3 separate regions of the Homo sapiens genome follow, and regions 1 and 2 are each linked to region 3. A link is a loop called in an ENCODE intact Hi-C map of the cell type or tissue named here. Cell type or tissue: mammary epithelial cell. All regions are shown on one strand.

Region 1 (2,500 bases), 520 kb before region 3:
GCTGGCTCTCCCAGAGGGGGACCCTGGAGAGCAGGGAAGCACCCATCTATTAAATAATTCACGGCAGCAGCCCCAGAGCTCAGCAGCCCACCCAATCCAGAGAAGGCACCGAGGAAAGATCTCTGCTGAATGACAGGATGCCTGGAATGCTCAGGCAGCCCAGGCTGTAAGAGGGCACCATGCTCGCCCAGGCCATAGGAACCCAGGGGGGCCCGGCCCAGGTCCTAGTCCGAGGACTCCCTGGGGCATGTGGCAGTGGTGAGTGGACTGAGGACCCCACAGGGCCAGGAGTGCTGGGCTCCCTTCTCCCTGGGGATGGTGCCTTGTTGGAGGGAAGCCTCCCGACAGGGTCTCTGAGGGTAGACAGGAGAGTCTGAGGCAGCAGGAGGGAAGGAGTCAGGGTGGGGTGAGACCCTGGAGTCACCCTTTCAGGGCCTGTTGCTCCAGCTTTGCTGTACTTGAGCGTTGTTAGACTCAACAGTCGCTGTGAATGAATGTGGCTCCCGATGGAAGGACTGAGCCGGCCAAGTCCCTCGAGATCCAGGCGCTGCTTTCCTGTTGCCCCTCCTCCCCCAACATGGCCAGCCAGGGGTCTCCCACACGTGTCCTGTGAGTCTCACTTCTGCCATCAATCCCATCCCCTTGCCCCGCTCCAAGTCTTCCCTGAATGTCAGACAGAATTCTCTTCCATGGGCATTTATAGCTAGGGTCACGTGTGTCACTGTCTAGTGCCATTGGAATCTTATTTAGATTTCATACTTACATCTTGTCAGCCCAAGAGGAGTCCCAGTTCCTGCTGGAAAATGGCTCATGTAATCTATCTTGGTTGGGTCATCATCACCGAAAAGCATCAGATGCATAGTTCATTCATTCATTTGTTCACTCATTCCACAAAGATTACCATGTGCCAAGCACGGTTCTGGACTTTCTCCCCACGCAGTCGGACAATCCTCCTGGGCAGGAGCACCTGGGCTGTTCCCTGGTGCCCCTTCCCCAGCCCAGTTGCAGGCCTGGGGGAAGAGGGACACCTGTAGCCTCCAGGCCGACCCTGGGTTGCATTTTGAAGTGTGGCCAGCAGGTGGCAGCATGCCCCCATACTGGGTCGCTCCGAGGCTGCAGGCTAAGGAGGCCACCAGGCGGGCAGGGTGAAAGAGCAGGGCTGTGCCGGGCGGCCCCGGTTTCTCCTCTGTGCCCATGCCCCACCCTATGGGTTTAGGAATTGAATATCTGGGGGCCTCTCAGGGCTGAGCCAGGCTCCTGCTCTCAGTTCCTGCAGGCGCTCTCCACATCCCTTCTCATGATCTTCAGTAAACACGAGGACAAGGACAGGAGGGAGGGGACAGGGAGAGGGTGGGGCCGCTGTGGAAGCCCCTGCCAAGACCACAGACCTCAGGCAAGCTGCTTCCCTGGCAACTCCACTACCTGCTCTCCCTGGACCCCAGCACAGTCCCAGGAGTCACCCCTGCCCTCAACAGTGAACAAGTGCACTCTTGGTGACCTTGAACGTGAAGCCTGGTGAGGCTATGGAGGAGAGGCCCACCTTGCCAGGGCCCTTGGTGTGGCTGAGTCTCTGCTTCCCTTGCCGTCTCAGCCTCTCCCTCCCTCTAGGGGGCTGGGGGTCGGGACAGCGCCTGTGGGGCTCTGGCCCAGCCAGTTGGGCCACATCAAGCAGGGACCCAGATAAAGGTCAAGGGCACTGAGGAGGGAGCTGGCACTGCAGAGAGTCCACTTCCCAGGCACAGCCTTGGCCATGATGTTTGAGGACAGCTGCAGGGGCTGTCTGGTGCCCTCATGTCCTTCTGATGCTGCAGGTAGCAGATGGGGGTGGAGAGAAGAGGTGAGCTATGAGCAAGAGTGAATGAAGGTGGGGCTGGCCCCTGGCTGTGGTGGTGACGCCCTGGGATGGCTGGAAGGGAGGTCCCCAGTGGAGTCTGGGGACAGGAAGGTGCAGGCCAAGCCCAGCTGCCAGCAGCCAGAGTTGCACCGAGTTCAGTATTCGCCATTGCAAATGGGACCTGGCACCACGGGTCAGAGAACTGAGCTGGACGGTGCAGGGTGGGTGGGGTAGGGAAGGTGGGAGTCAGGGCTCTCATCTGCGGCCAGCACAGGCTCCACAGTCCCCCACCCTGTCAATTCCCTGGTGGGCCAGCAGGTGGCGCCCAGCCTCTTCCTCCCCAAGGTCCTGGGATGGGGAGGCTCCAGCTTAGAGCCTAGGCGCTCCTATGGGAACCCAGGGCCAGAGATGGAGGCTGTGACAGTGACCTGGTCAGCAGGGCCCTCTACTCTGACCTCCTCCCTCCCTCTCCTGGGGAGCAGTGCTAGGTGCACAGCCTAGGCAGCCAAACCTCCGAAACGCCCCAAGCTATCCTGGGTGGTCAGGCCGCGCCGCTCCACACTCTGGGCCACGGGAGCCCCGAAGGAATGGAGTGGGCACTGGGGCCGCTGGACGGGAGGGTGCCCTGCCCCCTGCCCTGGCTTCAGACCTTCCTCCTCTGATGTG
Region 2 (2,500 bases), 310 kb before region 3:
CTCCCCGCGGTTCTCTCTATTCCTCTTCCTGGCAACCCCCACTGGTCCTTCAAACTACCACCTAAAGTCACTTCCTCCGGCAGGCCTGCCCTGATGACCTAGACCAGGCTCAATCCCCTTCTGTGTCTTCCTACAGCTTCTCAACTCTTTCACCCCCATTTACTACATGCGGATCATGAACTACCTCCTGACTCTCTGTAATCAGCATGATGGGCAGGGAAAGGGCTGGGCCCGCAGTGATTGACATTTACTGAATGAAAAAGAAAGTAACAAAAAATACAGGGCAGGCGCCCTGCTGCTCTGGGCTGAAAGGATTGTAAACCCTGCCTAACTGCCCATGCAGGTGCTGAGCCCTCTCCATACCAGGTCTGCAAGAGAGCACCCAGCCTGTGCCTGCATATGCATACCTCAGGTGACTTAAAATTCACTGCTGTCTGGTGAAGCCCACTACGTCCTCAGGTAAAGTGGCAATTATTATTATTTTTTTCTCTCTTTTAAAGCCAAAATATGTCTCCCTAGAGTTTTCACTTATTGGCTCCAGTTCTGGCTCATAAGGGTGCCCAGAACAAGCCCATCTCCTTGGAGGACAGCAATCTGGCCAAGAGAAAGGAGTGAAGCAGGGCTAGGTGCTTTTAGGGTAGCACCAGCTTTAATTACTGAGACAGCCAGCATATGGCCCCTGGGACTTTTCTGCTTCAGGCTAAACAACCACATGGTTTAGCTTTCAATTACCTCATAATCTTCCTAATAACCATCTTCATTCATTCAATCAGCCACACAACAAATACTTACTAAGCTCCTACTATGTACCAGTCCTTTTCTAGGCACTGTAGACATACAAGAAAACTGACAAGGTCCCTTCTCATGTCAAGCTTCCAGTCTAGTGGGGAGAGAAAGGCAATGAGCAAACAAACAAATGACAAGATTACTTAGATAGTAAAAAGGACTTTGGAGAAAATAAAACAGCGAATGTCTGGAGCCTATTTTAGAGTTCATTAGTAATGAAAAGGTGTCTATGAGGAAACAGACTGAGACCTGTGGGTCTAAAAAAGACCATGTCACGTGATGACATGGGGGAGAGCATCCCAGGCAGGAGAGCCAGAGCGAAGGATGGGGGGTGGGCGCAAGCTTGCTGTGTCTAGGGACACAGCTGTGGCTGGAAAGCAGGGAAGAAGTGGAAGCAGGGAGGCTAGTGAGGTGGATGGGCCCTGAGAAGAGCTGCCCTGCTGGGTCAGGATGAGGCATTCTTTACTTCAAGTGCAATGGGAAGCCACCAGGGAGCGCTAAGTGGAAAGGTAACTTGAATGTACCATACTCACTTTCTCACTTTGCCACCTCACCCACTCTGCAGACCATGGCTCTATTAATGCCATCTGCAGTCATACTGAACAAAAACAAAGAGCCTCAAGACCACAATCAGAAGTACAACCTGCTGGACACCTTGACAGATAGAACAGATGTTGGACTTCCTGTCCCTCAGGTTGGTTTCCACCCAGTCTATGATGGGAACACAATGCTCTGGCTTGGGTCACCCCTCTTGACCCTGTGGCCAGTTTTCCCAACATAGGAGCCTCAACAGAGATAGAAAACAGTATTCTGGAAGCTCAGAAAGGGTAATCCAACCAAGGGGGCTGAGCGAAAGGGATGTTCCGCTGTTCAAACGGCACCAGCGATGAGGGGCCTTACTTAGGGCAGCTCATGCAGCCAGGATGCGGGCCCTGGCCTTAGCATGATCCTACTGAATTTTGGAGACAGACTCAATTGGGCTTGGATCACCTTGTGGCCACACAATAAACTCCACCTTTTACTTGGGATAAGCACATTCCCTCTGAGAAACACTGATTGGGTTGCTAGGTAAGAGGGACAACTCAAACGCTGGCATCTTCCAGTTCCATGTGGTATTCGTTATGTAATCTTACACAAAAGCTGACCACCAGTATAGCAAGCCATGGCAGCACTCCATGGCCATGACGTGGTGATGGTTTGAGGATATTTTACAAACTTAAGAGAAGCTGAAGTGAAAAAAAAATCTGGGGTAAGTAAATCTGAATGAAATGCAGGAACCCACCATGAGGAGGGGGTAGCATAGGATGACTTCTTAGGTCTCCCCAAAGGTCAGGATTTGAAGAGTCTGGATTTTCTTCTTCTTTTTTCCTCTTTGCCATCCAGCAAGAGGTTAATGAGGACCTTTAGTTGCAAACTCCTTAACTGGTGAGCTCATCTTCTGGAACAGAGCAGCTTCAAGAACCTTTTCCCTTCATTATTACTAAGGGCTCTATCAATCTGCAAGTACTCAACTAAACTGCCCACACAGCAATTTTTGTCATGTTCAATGTAATTCTCAGGCATCTAAGTTTAAATTTATATGAACAGCATGTATGAGGAACACCCAGGTAGTAAATTCCACTTTTTCTCTTCCAAATGACTTGAGCAATGGCCTTCTTCATTAACAGGAAAGAGAATGAGGAGCTGAACTTGCGAGGCTGGCGCACTCAACGTC
Region 3 (2,500 bases):
GGTGCACAGGGCACCAGGCGCACCGATGCTCGGCAGGCCAGGGCGCGCGCTCGCTGCAAATGGAGTTCCCCTGTGCGCTCAGCTCTGCAGCTCCAAGTGCAGCCTGGAGCGAGCCCGCCGAGCCGCGGGATCCCTCCGGGGTGGGATAAGGGAGGGGAGCCCCCGCGGCCCCCTCCCGGCCCTCGGCGCGGCCGCGTGCGTGGTGTCATTGGCCCGGGCGGCCCGGTGGGCGGGAGGATGACATCAGCGGCAGGTTGGATTATAAAGGCGCGAGCAGAGTCACGGGCTCAGAGCGCACCCAGCCGGCGCCGCGCAGCACTGGGACCCTGCTCGCCCTGCAGCCCAGCCAGCCTGCTCCGCATCCCCCTGCTGGTCTGCCCGCCGACCTGCGCGCCCTCGCTGCCGCCCGTGTGCGCCCCTCGACCCCAGCGGCACCATGCATCTCTCCCAGCTGCTGGCCTGCGCCCTGCTGCTCACGCTGCTCTCCCTCCGGCCCTCCGAAGCCAAGCCCGGGGCGCCGCCGAAGGTGGGTGCTGTCGTGGGGACGCCGAGCCTGGGAGAGGCGTGGGAGGCTGGGGGCTTGGAGAATGCGGCGCGCAGGACCCAGGAGAGAGGGAAGGCAGGCGGCTGTCTCCTCCGAGATGCGCGTGGGCGAGAGCCGGGGAGCCCTCGAAGCGCGGATTCGGGGGTCCACTTCTCCAGCCTCCGGAGAACATCGGCCCATGCGCAGCCCCCTACCCCAGTGTGGCCTGCCCGGCGAGCAGCAAAGGGAGGGCAGGGGGCTTCCGGAGGGAGCGGCGAAGGCGGCCGCGTGGCAGGTGGATGCGGGGCCAAGCTGGCCGGCATCGGTGGGGGCGGCTCTGGGCTTGGGAGGGACACCCCGCGCCGGCGGGCGCGTGGGGCTGGAGCATCAGAGTCCCCCGTGCTGCAGCCGCGTGTCCCTTCACCTGCCCGCTCTTTCCTCGGACAGGTCCCGCGAACCCCGCCGGCAGAGGAGCTGGCCGAGCCGCAGGCTGCGGGCGGCGGTCAGAAGAAGGGCGACAAGGCTCCCGGGGGCGGGGGCGCCAATCTCAAGGGCGACCGGTCGCGACTGCTCCGGGACCTGCGCGTGGACACCAAGTCGCGGGCAGCGTGGGCTCGCCTTCTGCAAGAGCACCCCAACGCGCGCAAATACAAAGGAGCCAACAAGAAGGGCTTGTCCAAGGGCTGCTTCGGCCTCAAGCTGGACCGAATCGGCTCCATGAGCGGCCTGGGATGTTAGTGCGGCGCCCCCTGGCGGCGGTGAGTACGGCCCACCCGACGCCCAGCCCCAGCCCGGCCCGGGACCGCCCGCCGCCCAGCCGGCCTTCGGAGGCGCGCGAGCCGCCTTTGCTCAAGTTGTGCTAGGCGTTTGCCAGCCGCCCCCTTTATTATCCCACTTTACAGACAAAGAAAGCGAAGGATAACGTGATCGGGGAACTTTGGCAAGGTCAGAAACGGCTCAGCCTGGTTGAACCCACCTGGCTTCTTCTGGAGAAGCAGAAACAGGCTTGGTGGTGTCTCACCCACCCCTGAACCGTAGCTGAACTAGCAGCACTGGCCCCTATTGGCCAGCTGGTGGGGGGATTGAGAGGAGATCATGGGTTTGTGGGAGCAGAGAAGGAAGGTTACACCCACAAGTCCAGGGGACATCGATCATCTGCTGGCCACCATGCCCCCTGTAGTGAGAGTAGCCCTCTGCTGGCACTGTCAGAGCGCCCTTCTGCCTGGGACACTCCGATTCCTGTCCCTTCTCTAAACCCAGGCAGTGGGCAAACTGGTCTGTCCAGGGTCCTGAGGCAGCTGCAGCCTGGTGGCTTCGGGGGTGAATCTCAGTGCTTGTGGCACTATTTCAGGGAATAGGAAAGACACTAAAGTAAATATTATTTGCCCCAGCCTCGAACTCAACACGTCCCAGAGTCCCTCACCAACCCTGTCCCGACCCAACCGGTGCTCTGGGCTCCGTTTCTGGTGTGGGGTCTCACCCCGCACTAGGGCTGGAAACCTCTGCCCTACCGCCACCCCCTGCCGGGTGCCGCGTGGTGGTAATTTACTGCTGCAGAGAGCCTCACCTCTCCTCTTTCCCTCCTCTCTATTCCTGCCGCCTGCCCGTGCCCACTGAATAACATCCCAGCCTCTGACATTGACAGTCATGTGCGTTAGGATCAGGCTTACCTGGCTTTCTCGCTTTCTTGCCTCCAGCTCAGCAGCTGCCACTGCCTGTCCCACACCTTGACTGTCCCATCCCAGGCTACGGGCAAGCTGCTGTCTCCTCCCCAGAAACCCTTGTCAGTGTCGGATCTTCTCCCGGAGGGAAACAAGAGCGCCTGTCCAGCACACTGTCTCTTTTTTACAGTACAGAACACTTTTTCACAGTTTGTGAACCCATTCACCTCTCCATATTGAACAGCTTAAGGGCGAAGTGCTGGCCTAAGGCACTCTAGGACCCACTGCACCCCGAACAGACTCGTGGAAATATTTG

The links. Peaks named below come from ENCODE experiments on the same cell type or tissue, not always from the same donor. Only the 100,000 strongest peaks of a DNase experiment are listed, where the experiment ranks them.
Region 1: it touches region 3 in a loop (10-fold over the local background); 38 of 110 quality-filtered maps call a loop at or near these places.
Region 2: a loop joins it to region 3, with 19 times the contacts of the local background. A loop is called at or near these places in 8 of 110 quality-filtered maps.

Annotation. Positions count from the first base shown.
Region 1 is chr2:232,439,312-232,441,811 of GRCh38, reverse strand. No RefSeq gene overlaps it. Among named protein-coding and RNA genes, the nearest start is that of ALPI, 16 kb to the left of the region's middle. RefSeq lists enhancers at 1,518-2,022, 2,023-2,500. In mammary epithelial cell, CTCF peaks have their summits at 1,067 (motif pointing right), 1,959 and 2,183 (motif pointing right); a DNase peak (open chromatin) is centred at 1,081; H3K27me3 peaks cover 120 bases.
Region 2 is chr2:232,229,533-232,232,032 of GRCh38, reverse strand. All of the region lies in intron 10 of DIS3L2 (DIS3 like 3'-5' exoribonuclease 2), which reads right to left. Among named protein-coding and RNA genes, the nearest start is that of MIR562, 58 kb to the right of the region's middle. RefSeq lists an enhancer at 69-570 and a silencer at 1,266-1,355. In mammary epithelial cell, a CTCF peak has its summit at 1,264 (motif pointing right); a DNase peak (open chromatin) is centred at 2,492.
Region 3 is chr2:231,924,186-231,926,685 of GRCh38, reverse strand. It overlaps NPPC (natriuretic peptide C), which reads left to right and starts at 290. Exons shown (of 3, transcript NM_024409.4): 1 at 290-526; 2 at 971-1,281. The coding sequence starts at 437. The coding sequence ends at 1,261. RefSeq lists silencers at 2-221, 1,177-1,226, 1,307-1,396. In mammary epithelial cell, CTCF peaks have their summits at 331 (motif pointing left) and 1,251 (motif pointing left); DNase peaks (open chromatin) are centred at 165 and 1,235; H3K4me3 peaks cover 1,241 bases; H3K27me3 peaks cover 202 bases.